Regions from separate parts of the Homo sapiens genome. Here region 1 is linked to region 2. The links are chromatin loops, found by intact Hi-C in ENCODE. Cell type or tissue: K562. All regions are shown on one strand. Links, peaks and the distances in the headings refer to the core of each region. The heading gives the core; the rest is flanking DNA.

The links. Peaks named below come from ENCODE experiments on the same cell type or tissue, not always from the same donor. Only the 100,000 strongest peaks of a DNase experiment are listed, where the experiment ranks them.
Region 1: it touches region 2 in a loop (7-fold over the local background); 5 of 110 quality-filtered maps call a loop at or near these places.

Annotation. Positions count from the first base shown.
Region 1 is chr18:63,338,056-63,346,732 of GRCh38, reverse strand. KDSR (3-ketodihydrosphingosine reductase) reads left to right here. Exons shown (of 10, transcript NM_002035.4): 7 at 2,240-2,323; 8 at 7,850-7,933. Among named protein-coding and RNA genes, the nearest start is that of BCL2, 23 kb to the right of the region's middle. In K562, for the core only: CTCF peaks have their summits at 4,334 (motif pointing left) and 6,646 (motif pointing right); a DNase peak (open chromatin) is centred at 4,332.
Region 2 is chr18:63,844,411-63,853,087 of GRCh38, reverse strand. No RefSeq gene overlaps it. Among named protein-coding and RNA genes, the nearest start is that of SERPINB2, 39 kb to the left of the region's middle. RefSeq lists an enhancer at 4,752-4,861. In K562, for the core only: a CTCF peak has its summit at 4,746; no DNase peak of the experiment used is centred there.

The sequences.
Region 1 (8,677 bases), core at 134-8,133, 510 kb after region 2:
CTGGAGGTATCCAGCCAGAGACTGGGAGAGTCATTTGGTTGGATGGCATAGCGAGAATACCAATCTAGGAAGCGACTGGACTGGTTTCTCCCAACCCCAGCTATCTGTGTTCCTTCCTCATGAGGAAGCTGTTCTGAAAAGCTCTGTTTTAACCTTTGGCAATGCAGCCGTAACCTTGAGTTTGAGAAGCACTGCTCTGAAATCCTGTCTTCCATTAGCTTTGGAGCCAGCATCCTTCTTTACCATGAGAGAGAAGGCAGAGGGGCAGCACAGACGTGAGTTTCTGGGCAGTCGATGTCAGTCTTTATGTGGGCTGCCTAATGACCACTCGTTGGATTTTTTGTGGTGTTTTTCTCTGGTCTATGCACAGCAGAGGGCAAGGCTGGGGGAGACAAGGTTTTTATAAGTCACTATCTCAAAAACAAGTGGAAGCGAGTTTCTGGCTCATCTGCCTTACTACCTGGCCCCGATCCAGAGCTATTTATGAGCATGGCTGGGCCGTGAAGCTGCATGCCCTGGCAATGCCCGGTGGATGGGCTGTCCCACACCCTAATTGTGCTGGAATGGAACCCACAAAGACATCTCACTTTCACGACTGCACTTTCCAGGATGGCTGGCCTGGATCTTCTGCTTGCAGGCCTGTGCGTGCTTCTCCTTCCCCTTGAAGCTCCCCTTAAAGCCCTCAAAACTGTGCTTCACTGAAGGAACCAGGGCGAAAAAGGGCTGCATAAGATGAGACTCTGGGCTACTGTTTTTATTTTTTTGTTGTTTTTTTGTTGTTTTTTTTTTTGGGATGGAGTCTCCCTCTTGTCACCCAGGCTGGAGTACAGTGGCACGATCTCAACTCACTGCAACTTCCGCCTCCTGGGCTCAAGCAATTCTCCTGCCTCAGCCTCCCAAGTAGTTGGGATTATAGGCACCCGCCACCACACCCAGCTAATTTTTGCATGTTTACTAAAGACAGGGTTTCACCATGTTAGCCAGACTGGTCTCGAACTCCTGACCTCAGGTGATCCACCCCCTCCCCTCGGCCTCCCAAAATGTTGGGATTACAGGTGTGAGCCACTGCCCCCGGCCCCTGGGCTACTCTTAAAGGCCGTCACATTAGGCAGTGGTGTTGATTTTTAGCCTAGGGTACCCTTCTGAAGATGTGCAGTGGCTGATCTATCAGCTGCCTCTCCACTTCCAGATCCCTTAGGTGTTTCCTAGGGACAAAAAAGTGAGCCAATACCAAATAAAAATCATGGCAAAGAGATTTTCATGGTAGGAACCATTGCTCTTAGAGTTGCTAATTAGCAGGGCAAGATAAGCATGTGCAGCAGGGCTGTGGCTGAGCAGTCTGTGGGAGGGGGTGTCCTGGCCAACAGCAGAAGAATCTGCTGGAATTGTTGGGGGTGTGTGTATGAGTGGGGTCGTGAAGCGTGAAGTGTGCAGGCATGGTGGTGAGGCACACAAGTGTAACAACCTGCTCCAAGTGTCAGATTTAGAGGAGCCACATAGAGTTTCAGATAAGGCAGAGGGCTTTCCCTATGTGAATGCAGGTTGAGGTTGTCCACAGGGGAGGTACTTGGCTGGTCTGACTTGGAGGTTCTACCCAGTGGTTCTTGTTGGTTCAGTGGAGGAGGAAGTGACTCTTGACCTCCTAATGTGCAGAGGCCGGTTATACAGGGAGCTCTGGAATAAGCAGACTTCTCAGGGACAGTTCTGGACTGGGTTTGGAGTAGGGCACAAGAAAGGGATAGGGCAGCAGATTTTAATGACCCCAATGTATTTTGTGGATGAAATCAACACAAGAGTATCAGAAGCAGTCTGAAGGAAAAACAGATGTACAGTCTGGTGAAGAAAGGAGGGGCAGACTGGTCCCATTGCCTTGATAAAGGGCTTGGATGCTGTGCAGTGCGTGTGGGAACTGGACTCTTTTTAAAACACTGCCCTCGTCGGACGGCTCCCAGGGCCTCTGTCTGGGCAGCAGGAGTGGAAGACACTGCAAAGGAGGTGACTTGCCATACTTTAGGGCCAGCTGTTTTCTGGGGTCCAGGTTAGGGTGAGCTTTTTGCCTACATTCTGGAATCATCATGGAGAGGGGTTTCTCAATGCAATTGGTGTAGTTCCCCGCCTAACAGAATCACCCCATTGTTCTCACCGCTTTTTGGGAATCAGGGCAGCCAGTGCAGGTTGGCAGTGTAGGACCTCAGTGTGTCTTGTTTACTGAAGGTACACGTGTTGTTTTGAAATGCAGGTGAAGCCATATAATGTCTACATCACAGTTGCTTACCCACCAGACACAGACACACCTGGCTTTGCCGAAGAAAACAGAACAAAGGTCAGTATCCTACATGTCCCAATTTGAACCTCTAATGTTTACTGCTTTTCTGATTTTCTTTCTACTCTTCAGCTCACACTCGTTTTCACCAATCAACAATGTTTGTTGGGTAGAGTGCCTAGCTGGTTTCTGATGACCTTGAGATTCTCCAGGCAAATATTCCTTCTTTCCTTCCTCTTTTCCCTCACTTTATTTTCTTAAAGTTTAAATTTCTACCAGATTTTTTCTCTATAGAGACAGGGCCTCACTCTGCCATCCAGGCTGGAGTGCAGTGGTACAATCGTGGCTAACTGCATCCTCAAACTCTCAGGCTCAAGCAATCCTCCTGCCTCAGCCACCTGAGTAGCTGGGCCTACAGGCATGTGCCACCACACCTAGCTAATTTTTAATTTTTTTGTAGAGATGGAGTCTCACTATGTCGCCCAGGCTGGTGTCAAACTCCTGGCCTCAAGTGATCCTCCCTCCTCAGCCTCCCAGGTGCTGAGATTATAGGCATGAGCCATTGTACCCAGCCATTTCCAGCACATTTTTATCAAAGAAGTATGTCACACAGTTTTAGAGTCCAATATCAATCCTTTGCCTCATCTCTCCCATTCCCAATTCCTACTCCCTAGAGGTAGCCATTTATTTTAACTAACATGTTTATACTGCTTTTTTTTTTTTTAAGATTTAGAAATTATTTATTGACTTTCTACCGTGGAAGATAAAATTTAAGACCAGGCCAGGCACAGTGTGGCTCATGCCTGTAATCCCAGCACTTTGGGAGGCCTAGGCAAGAAGATCACTTGAGGCCAGGAGTTCAAGACCAGCCTGGGCAACATAACAAAACCCTGTCTCTACAAAAAATTTAAAAATTAGCCAGGCATGGTGGCACATGCTTGTAGTTCCAGCTACTCAGGAGGCTGAGGTGGGAGGATCATTTGAGCCAGGGAGGTTGAGGCTGCAGTGAGCCATGATTGTAGTACTGCATTTCGACCTGGGTGACAGAGCGAGAACCAATATCTAAAAAAAAAAAAAATTAAAATTAAAAATAAAAAAATAAAAATTTAAGGCCAGCCATGGTGTCTCACACCTGTAATCCCAGTACTTTGGGAGGCCATGGCAGGAGGATTGATTGAGCCCAGGAGTTCGAGACCAGCCTAGGCAACATAGCAAGACCCTTTCCCTACAAAAAAATAAGCAAAATTAGAATTGTTCCAGCTACTCAGGAGGCTAAGGTGGAAGGATAGTGTATTAGTCCGTTCTTGCATTACTATAAATAAATGCCTGAGATTGGGTAATTTACACGTAAAAGAGGTTTAATTTGCTCACAGTTCCACAGGCTGTACAGTCTGCTGCTTCTGGGGAGGCCTCAGGAAACTTACAGTCTTAGGTAAAGGGAAAGCAGGTACGTCTTACGTGGTCGGAGCAGGAGGAAGAGAGAGAGGGGAGGTGCCACACACTTTTAAACAACCAGATCTCGTGAGAACTCACTCAGTATCACGAGAATAGCAAGAGGGAAATCCACCCCCATGATCCAGTGACCTCCCACCAGGTCCCTCCTCCAACATTGGGGATTGTAGTTGGACCTGAGATTTGCATGGGGACACAGATCCGAACCATATCAGATAGTTTGAGCCTAGGACGTCGAGGCTGCAGTGAGCCAAGATTGCGCCACTGCACTCCAGCCTGGGCAATAGAGTAAGACTTGTTTCAAAACAAAAACATTAAGACTCATATCTGTTCCCCATTCCCTGTGTACTCCTCCCATCTCTTTAGTTAAATCAGGTTTAGTGCTCATATTAATATTATGCACACTTGGACCATTCTATAGTGACATTTCCTTTCTTGCCTTTTCATTTGCTTAGCTTTGTAATTATCTATAACTAATTCAGTCCCAGATTCAAACAGAACTGAGATTCTCCTTTTGATCCATGTGAGCACATTGGACATTCTATTAGATTCATTCTTTTTTCCTCAGACATTTCTCCTGGGGTCGTCCCCGTTCCTGGTCTGTTCTAGTTCTGCCACCCAGCGGTGGTGTCAGGACTTGTCTTCACCTCACACTGCACGTTCCCTTCTCCCCTCCCTTTGACGGAGCCCATGACTCTCACTTTTTTGGTTTATCTGCTCATTTTGGTGGAGCTATAATATTTTCCACCAATTTTCTGAGAAAGGGCACATCAGAGGTAATATTGTTTTAGAAACAACATGTCTGAAAATGCCTTTATTTTTATTTTAACCTTTTTTTTTTTTTTTTTTGTGATAGAGTCTTGCTCTGTCACCCATGCTGGAGTGCAGTGGTGCAATGTTGGCTCACTGCAACCTCTGCCTCCTGGGTTCAAGAGATTCTCGTGCCTCAGCCTCCTGAGTAGCTGGGATTACAGGTGCGTGCCACCAAGCCCGGCTGATTTTTTGTATTTTTTTTTAGTAGAGACGGGGTTTCACCATGTTGGCCAGGCTGGTCTCCAACTCCTGGCCCACTCTGGCCTCCCAAAGTGCTGGGATTACAGGCATAAGCCACTGTGCCTGGCCATTTTTCTTTATTCTTATGTATTGTTTTGTTAAGTACAGATTTCTAGTTTGGAAATAATGTTTCCTCAGATTTCTGTGAGCATTTATTGATTTCCAGCTTCCAGAATTTCTGTGGAATCCAGTGCTATTTTGATTCCCAACCTTTTGTATAGAACCTGTTTTTCCATTTATTTTTGGAAACCTTGTGTCCCTTTTTATCCTTATTTAATGGATTTTGGCATGAAATCTTCTCATTTCATATGAGCCCTTTTATTTTATCAACTTTTGTTCTGGGACATTTTATTATATTACTCCTTTTATCACTTCTTTCTTCCCAAAGTATTTCAAGTGTTCATTCTCTCTGGAGCATTTATTATTCAGATTTTTGAACTTTCTGGACTGATCCTCTAATTTCCTTCTATTTTCTCTCTCTTTTTTTTTTTAATCTCTTGGGCCTTTTGTTCTCCCTTCTAGGTTTTTATTCGCTTTATCCTTAAACCTTTTTGTTGAAATCTTTATTTCTACTGGGTTACATAAAAATTACTTTAGATCTCTTTTCTCTGAATATTTAAAACAGTTTTTAAAAATAGCTTCTTGCCTTATTTCATGGATTTCATATTTTCTCTTATGTCTAAGGATATTCACTCTGGATGTTTAGCCTTGTTTTTTTGTTGCTGTTGTTTTGTTTGAAAATTTCTTCTATATCTTGTATTATTTATTTCCTCCTACTTTCTTTTTCTCTGTTGTTGTTTTTTCCGGCTTCCTGAAATGTCTGTTGATCCTTGATTGTCCATATTTAAGAGTGATGCACTAAAATGCCAATTGTAAATCTCTAGCTTCTCAGCTGTTTACTATAGGATGATCAGGAGGGGATGCAGCCACTTCATTAGAAGATTCTCATATGCCAGCATCTGCTCACTTTTCTCATGGTTTGATCAGTTTCCCTACTGAGGAATCATGTCTTCTTCTGCCTTTGGGAGAGTAAGACTTGCTGTCTGTGTTGTGGGAGGCAAGCAGGGCAGGAGGGCTGGGGAGCTCACCACCTACGTGCCAACTTTTGCTTAATTTTTCTGTTTCTACAAAGTGCCTTATAACTACTCTTAGTGGTGAGAATTAAGAATCTGGTTAGTAAATTGCTAATCTTTTGCCATCGTAGAGGAGATGACTTGGGGTCTGATGATTTGAGTCTCCATTGCACTTATCACAGCTTATAACAGAAGCTTCTCATAGCACTTAAAACAGACATATCTTTTATATAAAATGACTGCCAGTCATCCTGAGCTGAATATAAGCTTCACACTTTTTCAATGGAATATTCCCTTTGCCTTGACACATAGTAGTTGCTTTTTTGAGCAAATGAATAGGTGAAGCGGGAAGAAAGGAATTAATCAGAACTTACCACCTTGAACTGTGGCCAATTTTAGTTTTATATATTTTTTTCTCTTTTATACGAATACTTTGTAAATGTGAATCTCTGCAGCATAAAAATTGGCACTTAAACTCCCTAGACTGTATATTTGTAGAAAGATGTTTGTGATTTAGGTTTTTTCCCCCTATTCTTTTCTCTTTGGCTCTGCCTTTTTAAAAATTACTGCTATTTCAAAGAAGTAAATTTAAGCCAAATGTCCTGTCTTAGAATAAGCAGAGATCTTCTAAGCAGCTTTGCAACATTCGGTATGCAGTCTTTTAGTTTGAAGCCAGAGCTGACAAAGGGTGGTGATTTCCCTGTTAAGGTTTGATTCTGATGTTGATTAAGTTGGGGTTTTTTCAGTAAAATTTTGGGCAGACTTGTTGGGGGTAAATACAATTCTACATTGATGTGTGGGCCCTTTAGGGGGCGCCATAGTACTTTAGAATCTTATGTGTATTTAGTGTGGTTATGCCAGCCTGGGGGTCTGGAAGAATGAATCGTGGCTCCTTCAAAACAGCCTTTCTCTTAAGAAAGGTTCATAAGAAATACTTGATCTTTATGAAATACTTTACTTTCCTATTTTAAGAAAATATAATCTGGTTTTTATTTTCTTTAATTCCTTCAAGCTTACGTGGTAAAGTTTACAGTCTCATGCAGTTTAAGGCTTTTGTTTGACACTTCTACTTGAAATTATTTGACACTTCTAATTGAAACTAACTGAAATAATTTTTGAGCACACATATGCAAGACATCGCAAAGAAAAGCCAAAGATAAATAATTTCTTACAAAAAAGGCCCTGCCCACAAGAAACTTAGGAGGTAAAATGCAAATGCACAAGTAGCTATAATGTGTATTAAAACAGAAATGTTCACAGAAGAAAGAGAGAGGTTACTGCCAGTTAGGTATTTAGGGAAGGCTTTTTGAGTTAGGTAAGAGTTGAGATGGACCTTTTGAGGAAGAAAAGGCTAAGATTTGGGGTCTGCAGCTCCAGCCTGGTAACTAGCATGCAGCCCATCTAGGGACCACTCAGGGTTATCTCCTAAGTGGCTCCTTCTGTTTCAGTGTCCTGTGCATTTGCCTCCTCAGCAAGTCCTTTAAGAAGCATCTGCAGTTGTTGAATGGGGGCTGGGTTGCGACTGTCCCTGCCTTGGGCGCCAGGTTCATCCCCAGGGATCAGCCCTCTGCTGACCTGGGAATATGGTCAGAATGGAGTTGCTGGTCTTGGGAGCAGGCTTGCTCTGGACACAGGTCTAGCCTCTACAGAAAAGCACCATCATTCAGGTGTCCGGCCAGCACTGAGGAGTCAAAGGGGGTCTTTCTGAACTTGTATCCAGTGATGTGTTCTCACTCTAGCTTTGATGGTCCTCAGTGGAGCCAAGACTCCGTATGTTCTAAGAGAATGGCAAAGGCCTCCTTGTCTTGTGTTAGCTACTGGGTAGAATTTTACGTAGTAACTAGGTAGACACTGATTTAGAATCCAGATGGACCTTATTCTAGAAATAGGAATCTGCCCAAAGGTAGAAAATTGGAATTATTTGTAAATCAGGAGGCTGTAAGAATAATTTATTTTTAATGTAATGGGCAATCATGATATTGTTATGTACATGTTTTTCCACTTTTAGCCTTTGGAGACTCGACTTATTTCAGAGACCACATCTGTGTGCAAACCAGAACAGGTGGCCAAACAAATTGTTAAAGATGCCATAGTAAGTAAAATCCTTGTTTTCTGTACTATTTGTGTTTGTAGTACTATATTTCTGAAAAGATATTTGTCCAAGGACTTACTTCAAAACATCAATTATTAGAATTTTTTAGTCTGTCAGATTTGTCATATCTAATATTGGACTCAACTTTTCTTCTTTTAGACGCTTTATTGACTCCATATTAGTGAGTAGCCTCCTGAAAACTGATTGTATACCTTAATCTGAGGAACAGGTTTACTAGAAGGATGTCTGGAAACACCGGTTCTTTAAAAAGAAAATGAGACTTTCCTATGAGTGTAAACGATATATACTATGTCCCATATACACCTGGCTGCTTTCTCTCCCATTCCTGCTTCCCAGTATCATTTTCCCAAAAGTTAGCTAACGAGAAAGTGCCACCAGCCCCGTGGGCCTGTCCTCCTGTCTTCCCTGTTGATATGTTTTTTAATTCAGAATCAAAAATGGTATTTTAAGAAATGATGTGCTGTTTTGTAGAAGAACAACATATGTGCCTCATGCTTTTTGACAACATTTCTGTTAATGCGGAAAAATGCACATTTATGAGGGATGTCTGTAAACCACAGACCCACACTGAATTTGGAAAATCTATAGGACCATTGGAATGAGAGGTGTCAGCACATGGTGGACAGCCTTGAAGTGGCCTAAATGCTGTCACATTAGACTGAACTGAGCAGAATGAGAATAGTGAATTCTGTTGAAATATATACATGTGTGAAGAACTTTGTC
Region 2 (8,677 bases), core at 187-8,186:
TTTAGCAAGAAAACATGTGAGTAAAGGAATCTGTGTTACAAATAAGTTTAAGGGAAGGTACTATGTCTGGATGTGTATGTAGGCCAGATTTATGTTTCTCTTTATTTAAACATTTTAGTGTAGTAAAGAGTAACAGAGTAGTATTGTCGCCAGTATATTTTGCCTCTAGTCACAGGGCGGTTTTTTTTTTCTGTCTCAGAATAGAACGAATGTATGATCGGCTTTTATACCGAGACATTTTGTTCCTAGGGGCATGCAGGAGACAGAGGCCTTCCTCTTATCTCAACCGCAGGAGACCTTCCTCTTCTACTAATCCTCCTCAGTACAGACCCTTTACGGGTGTCAGGGTGGGGGACGGTCAGGTCTTTCCCTTCCTACGAGGCCATATCTCAGGCTGTCTCAGTGGGGAGAAACCTTGGACAATACCTAGGCTTGCTTGGGCAGAGGTCCTTGCGGCTTTCCACAGTGTATTGTGCCCCTGGTTAATCGAGAATGGAGAATGGCGATGACTTTTACCAAGCATACTGCCTGTAAACATATTGTTAACAAGGCACATCCCGCACAGCCCTAGATCCCTTAAACCTTGATTTCATACAACAAATGTTTCTGTGAGCACAGGGTTGGGGCTAAAGTTACAGATTAACAGCATCTCATGGCAAAACAATTGTTCAGGGTACAGACCAAAATGGAGTTTCTTATGTCTTCCTTTTCTACATAGACACAGTAACAGTCTGATCTCTGTTACAGCTTCTACAGAAAATCTAATTACGCTATTTCAAACAATAGGACAATTCTGCCCATGGTTTCCAGAACAGGGAACTTTAGATCGAAAAGATTGGGAAAAAATTGGCAAAGAATTAAAACAAGCAAATAGGGAAGGTAAAATCATCCCACTTACGGTATGGAATGATTGGGCCATTATTAAAGCAACTTTAGAACCGTTTCAAACAGAAGATAGTGTTTCAGTCTCTGATGCCCCTAAAAGCTGTGTAATACATTGTGAAGAAGAAGCAAGGACAGAGTTCAAGAAAGGAACGGAAAGTTCACATTTTAAAAATGTAGCAGAGTCTGTAATGGCTCGGTCAACGCAAAATGTTGACTACAATCAATTACAGGAGGTAATATATCCTGAATCATCAAAATTAAAGGAAGGAGGTCCAGAATTATTAGGGCCATCAGAGCTTAAACCACAAGGGCCATCAACTCCTCCTCCCGCAGTTCAAATGCCTGTAACATTACAACCTCAAATGCAGGTTAAACAAGTGCAAACCGTTGGGTCCCTTTCCTGGCCAGCATCAGTTTTAAAGTTACCGGGAACTGCTATGCCTCAAGATCTCCCTGTTTTCTGGTGTGATCTCAGCTCACTGCATCCTCTGCCTCTCAGTTCAAGTGATTCTCCCTGCCTCAGCCTCCTGAGTAGCTGGGATTACAGATGCCTGCCACCACATCTGGCTAATTTTTTTTTTTTTTTTTTTTAGTAGAGATGGGATTTCACCATGTGGGTGAGGCTGGTCTCAAACTCCTGACCTTAGGTGATCTGCCCGCCTCGGCCTCCCAAAGTGCTGAGATTATATGGGTGAGCCACCGTGCCCGGGCAAGACCTATTGTTTTCATAAAAAGAAGAAATATGTTATCAAATATCTCATTACTCCCAGCACAAGCCCTGTTTTATCACTCACAATCAACATATAGCAACCGTTTGCCTAATTCTTCCCTACCTTTGGATTCCTAGCTCACCCTTTGACCTTGTCTCCTATTGATGCTTCCCTGGTGCTAACAGTGGCTTCTCTCCATTAGATACAATAGTTTCTGACAATCTATATATGATTAGTGCATACCTTGCATTATTCTTGAAAGACAGCATTAGAAATGGATTCCACCTAAATATACTGTCAATAGGAATAATCTCCTATACTAGACTAGACGATGTCTAAAATCTTACCATCAATGCGGCCACAGTCTACTGTCTCTGCTAATCCACGTCTAAATCTAGGACATGACTGTGCGGGGCTTAGTATTACATTCTAAGAGAGTTATCCTGTTCAGCACACAGATTAAGGCCACACCACTGTAAGAGGGGAAGCAATTTCAATGAACATGTCAATCACTGGAAAGTGAAGGAGGTGCTAAAACAGAAAATACAGTTCAGAGGTAACTATGAGTGAGGGGGGAGGGAACTGTATTTCTCTCTAGGTCCAGCGTTGAAGACATTTAAATGCCTGGATTTTTGATTGTGTGTACTAGGTATTAAGAGTCACCCTGACTGTGGAGGAGGGCCCGAGATCAGGATGGGACATGTTCAAGCCCCAGAGTGCAAGCATATTTTGTAAGATATCATCCAGTTTTACATTGTTCTGTTTGGTTGACTCCACATCCTTTAGTTAAGTCTCCTTAAACAATTTCTATTTTGTCTCATCATACCTCAGAGAATTAAAAGGAAAATGAAGTTTGGCAAACAAGAATTATTTTCTATTATCAACCCTAAAGAAGCCGAATTTTATTTTTATTAAGGAAATACAGTACTTCCATACTTGATTCTCAAAGAGCATTTTCTGATTTTTTTCATTGTGTTATCCGACTACAGTCCCCTTGTTTAAAACCTTAAAATATTCTATTATTTTCTGTTGTAACATTTATTATAATAATAGTGGTAGAGTTCATGGTGTTATTTTCTTTATTTCCCTCATTGGCTTGGTAACTATACGCTATCAGAGACCAAGTCTTCTTTCATTTCCTGCAGCATTTCAGTATTCTCAACTGATGTCAATAAATAATTAAGTCCCGCATATTGTGTAAAGCAGGATTTCTCAACATCAGCACTGTTGACATTTTGGGCTGGGTAATTATTTGTTGTGGGGCTGTCCTTTACATTGTAGCATGTTCAGCCACATCTCTGGCTTCTAACCACCGGATGGCAGTAGCAGCCCTTCCCTACAATTCTGACCATCAAAGATGTCTCTAGACACAGAGCCAGATGTCGCCCAGGGGCAAAATCACCCTTAGTTGAGAACCATGATCAAGAATATTGCAGCATTCAAAATGCTTTCAGGTTAAAAAATAAAGAATACTGCATCATTCAAAATTCTTTCACAAAAAAAGATGATTGTTAAAAGTTGAATGATAGTAGTGATAAATAAAAATCTGGCTTAAATTGATTGAATCATGTAATTTTCAAACATTTATTTTGGCAATTTCCAAAAGCCTCAAAATAGATGGAAGAAAGGGAAGTAGCATTAATAGATCATACCTACTAGGCACTAGGCACTTACCTTACAGTGATTCATCTAATGATCCACAAAATGTAATGAAATAAGTTAATATCAGGACTCCAGAGAAGGGTCTGTTTTCTGAGGTATTCTCCACAAAATGTAATGAAATAAGTTAATATCAGGACTCCAGAGAAGGCTCTGTTTTCTGAGGCATTCTCCACTGACCATTCACCATTAGTGTAATAATTTTTAAAATAGCATAATAGTTAAGCCCATGGGCTATAGTGGTAGCTAGAGGGTTCCAGGCCTGGTGTTGCCATCTGTTAGCTGTGGGACTAGGGCAAGTTATAAGCACTCTGTGAGCTTCAATTTCCTCACCCATGAAGATGGATTTAATTATAGTACTCCCTTCATAGGTTTTGTGAGAATTAAGTGACATAATGCATACAAAGTGTTTAAAACATTGCCCAAACCTTAGTACCCAATAAATATTGCTTCTAAAAATAAAATTAACTTTACATCAAAAGGAGCACACCAATTGCAAGCACCTAAATAGTAAGACATAACCCGATTTCAGAGACTTTAAAAATACCTTAAGCATTTATCTGATAACTCATGTTGTTGTCCATCTTTTCATGTGCTTATTGGCCATCTGTATATTTTCTTATGTAAGGTGTCTGCTAGAATATTTTGCATGTGTTTTAACTGAATGTTTTTCTTTGAGTTTATTATTTTGAATATAAGACCTTTATCTGCTATATGTGTACAAATATTTTCTCCCAATTTCTGATTCACCTTTTTGTTTACTAGGAAGAGCAAATGTTTTTACTTTTGATAAACTCCAATTATCCTTTTTTTCATTTATTATCTGTGCAATTCATATTTTAAGGAATCCTTGCCCAGCCAGATCTCACAAAGATTTTCTCCCGTATTTTCTGCTAGCAGTTCTAACTTTTTACATTTAGGACTATGATCCCTTTCAAGTTAAACAAAATGTGGTGTATCCAGACAGTGGAATACTACTCAGCAGTAAAAAGGAGTAAGTTACTGATACACACAATTTAATCTCAAAATTATTAGTCTGAGTAAAAGCAGCCAGACACAACAGAGTAGATGCTGCATAATTCCATTCATAAAAACTTTTAGAAAATACAAACTCATGCATAGTGACAGAAAGCTGATTATTGGTTGTCTGTGGATGGGGATGGAGGCAGAGTGGACTTCAAAAGGGGATGAGGAAACTTTAGGAGGTGATGGAAGTGTGGCATCTTGATTGTACTGCTATGTTTACAACCGTCAAACTAATAAAATGGCTTACTATAAATATGTGCAGTTTATTTGATGTAACTTATACCTCAATAAAGTTTTTAAAACCCATTTAAGATCAAGGAGATAAAGAATTTTGCTCAAGCTAGTTGGTGCAGAATTAAGATCCTATATTCACATCATGCCAACCCCAGCACTTGTCTGACTTCACGGCACCTTAATGTTCCACAAACGGTATCTAATGTTGGCTCTCAGTGGGTAACAAGCAACTCCTGTCCTCTAGAGGTCAGGCTTGTCCAGGAAAATAATTCCAGAAACTGGTAAATACACTTGCTCACTTGAAAGTAGCCTTACACTATGTTGGAGGAAATACTTTGTGTGTGTGTGTGTGTGTGTGTGTGTGTGTAATTTGCATAAAAAAATTAGTGTGGTTTAGTATGAGACCCTATCCCCACATAAAAAAACCCCACATTTCCCTAGAGTAAGGATGATGAGAGTTAGCATTTTATGGAAAGATAACCTGTTCAAGGAGTCTGAAAAGGACCTTAAATCAGGAAAACCTGGTTCTATGCAGATTTTAAGCCAGAAGCACTGTAGCAAAACCCAGGTACCCTGAGCTATATCGGTTATTTTCTTCCAGAAGTGAAAGTTGGAACAATTTAATAAAGAGCAATAACTTATTACGGATCTATTAAATGCCTGGGCTTGTAGTAGGTGCCTTACACGTGTCAGCATACTAATCCTGACAACAACCGTCTGAGGCTAACGCTAGCCCTACTACTTTCACTGGGGAGGAAGCAGTTGTCAGAGAGGCAAATAACGTCTTCATGTTCCCAGTCAGTGGAGCCTTGTTGCCTCCAAAACCTAATTCACCACTGCGAGATATTACATTTTTATTTTAACAAGACTAAGCCCTAACTGAAATGTATAGTTCATTAATATAAGCAATTTTCAGCCATGGTTGAAGTTTTTGGCCAAAGACCTTCTTTCAATGGAACTGAAGAGATAATATTTTGTCATTGTTCTTATATGTTATACTTAAATCTAAGTGTCCAAATGTCATACTAGTTTACATTTTGTCACTCTTCAAAATGTTATCTCTTTTACTACTAATCATCTTGACAGCACTAATGATACATCTTAACCTGAATTTTACACTAAACTTTAGAAAAGAAGCATTTACCCATATTGATATAAATTCTTCTAAAATCGTTTCCATGGAATGATAATATTCCATCTTGTCAATTCATCATAATTCACTAACCCATATTCCTCTTTTTGTTTTGGATACTTTGCTTGTTTTCTTGGTCTTTGCTAGTAAAAATGAATAAATAAAACAAAAACGTAAAATGGCATGATTATTTCATGTAAAGCTGTTTTCAGTTGTAAATTCAGACGTGATAAAAACGAATAACATTTTAAGCCCCTTTACACTTCTTGACACAATTATTTCCAACATGTTTTACTTACAAAAATATTTATGATGCATCATTAAGAGATAGAAACAGTTCATAAAATATCATCTTTGTATTGGTCACAGGGTTTTTAAAGGCTACTCATATCACACTCGGGGTCAAACAGTCACTGGCTATGTTATTTAATGACTGCATTGGAGACAGTGATGACAAGTTGCTTGAATTTGTAAATGAAAACAATCTAAGAGGAAAAGTTTGGAATACACATTCAGGATATACCAAATCTGGAAATGTTAAATTTAATAGGTACAGATTTTTTTGAAGCCCTCAGAACTGTATAAGGATGATTTAGAGAGAGAATGCAAGCATATAAAAATAAGACAATAGACTTGAGGGTGTGAGTACACCCGAGGGGAACTTCTGGCCCAGACTAGAAAGGGATTATCCATGGCTCTAATTCAGGCTACTTAGAGAAAGGGGTGGGTGTAAGTGATAGCAAGAAATGTCTATGATTTCCATCCTAAAGATGTTAGGAAGCCTAAGGTAAGAGATGGAATTTGGAACCAGTTGAGACCCCAGTGTCACCCAGATAGACCCGAAGGGTAGGCTTATCAAGAACTACATCCCTGGACTTCGGGATGTCGGCTTCTTTGTTCTGCATGAAGCCAGAAGGATGCTGAATTGCTGATTTGCTTTATAAATCTGTAAGGACCTCAAGAATGTAAAAATGACATGCATATTCCACATAATTTAGGATCACAGTGCCCAGGGAATCTGATCATAATGTCTAATTCTTCCCTGGCCACTCTATAAACAGTATTTTCTAGTCAAGAAAAGCTCCTACCTGAGTCAGCCAAGCCTCCAAAATCCTGACTTCTGAGCTGAGGGTCTTGGCCTCAATGATCTTGATCTCCTTTTTTATTTCTTTTTTAAAAATCTCAAAAAAGAGATTTGTGTTGCTAGTTTCATTCCATCTTCTCTGAGGCAAAAATGATATCACAGTTAACTAAAAATTTAGGAACAAAGACCAAAAATATAACTCCAAGGACAGTGGTTGCCATAAAGCTTCCCTGATAACATGGTTTGGGGGACAACTCTTATATCTCAAAGCACCTAGGAAATGACTACCTAAATGAGTAAGATTCAGATTTAGGCATTTATTTGTCAATAACTGATTAATTATACCTCTAACTGTCTATCACCTCTGGGACTCATTGAATGCCCCTCTTAGGACTGGGCTGAGGGATTTCTTTTACTATGTAAGTACTCAGAGCTGAAATTCAGCTGGTTTGTACAGTACAGCAGACTCAAAGCAAAATTCTTACAATACTTTCATACCAGTAAATTGCTGATGCACCATTCTCCAAATCCCCCCCTGCTCCTGTCCCTGTCCCTTCCTTGGGAGGCCCAGTCACCTCTCCATCCAGTAATTTTACTGTGTGTCACAGGAAGGGGCCTCCATCATGCTCCAATGCTGCATCTGGAGTCGTTCTGATGGATTGACGCCCACTGGCAAAATAATTAAACAATTCAATTAAACAATTTGAATACCACCTCTCTTCACTTCTATTTTATTCAGTCACTTATTTTAAGCTCTTTAAAGGTATCATTACTTTGGCCTTTAACTCAAAATTAGAACTAAGTGTGGGAAGTCACTGGAAAATCTAAAATAGCTGTTTTAGTCATTTTTTCTGCCACAATACACAGGAGAGTTTGTGTGTTCATCACACACTGAGGGGCTACAGCATGGATAAAGTGGGCTGTGGTTCATGCCCAGCTGCAATTCAATCATTTTTTTGATTATTATTTTCAATTATTATTTCTTCTTGTTACTGATATCTGTTAACTGTAGGCATCACAATTCCTATTTACCTCCTTTGGTTCAGGTGAGTAGTTTGTGTCTTTCTGAAAAGTGATGTCATTCCGTTCTGGAGATAAGTAAAGAGGCAATTCTGTGAGTTGCTCCTGAATTTGTCCTTTACAGCATGACACATTTATATTTCCTGCAGTTTGGTCCCTTCCCATAATATCAGAATAGCCATAACAAAGTGCAATGAAAATATAACGAAGTATGATGTGCTTCCAAACCAAAAAGGAAATTTTTACACTTGCCTTTTGGAGATTAACCAAACTGACACTCACTGGGAACATAATCAGTGATAGATCATATTGACAGTGCAGCAGAAAAGAGCCATTCCTAGCTCACTTGTCTACTTGATGATTAAATGGTATTTTGAAGGCATATTCACAATCCACAATTGTTTTTATTTTAAAATTCTTCTGCTTGAAAACTGCCTAACAAATGACCAAATTCAACATTAACAAATTCCATAATCCTGAGCACCTTGGGAAACACCAATAAATTAATTGAACAAAAAATTCAGTAATGACTAATTTTCTTTACCAGAGATTTAAATATTCACATTTAGAAAGTATTTGTAATAGCATTTCTCTCTACTGCATGTCTGGGTAGAGCAGTGGTTCTCAACCAGGGATGATTTTGACCCCCAAGGTGTGGTAGCAATGTCTGGAAGCCTTTTTGATGGTCCCAGCTTGGAAGGGCAGAGGAGGGAGTGGTGTTGTTTTCATCTAGTGGATGGACACAATGGGCATTGCCAAATACCTTTCGGTTCACAGGACAGCCCACCACAACAAAGAATCATTGGCACAAAATGTCAGTCATACTGAGATTGAGAAAACCTGATACAGAACAGGCAACCTCTTTAAGGATAATCCCTTGAAAACTACAAAAGCAAAAAAGTAAACACTAGGGGTCAGTACGAAGTC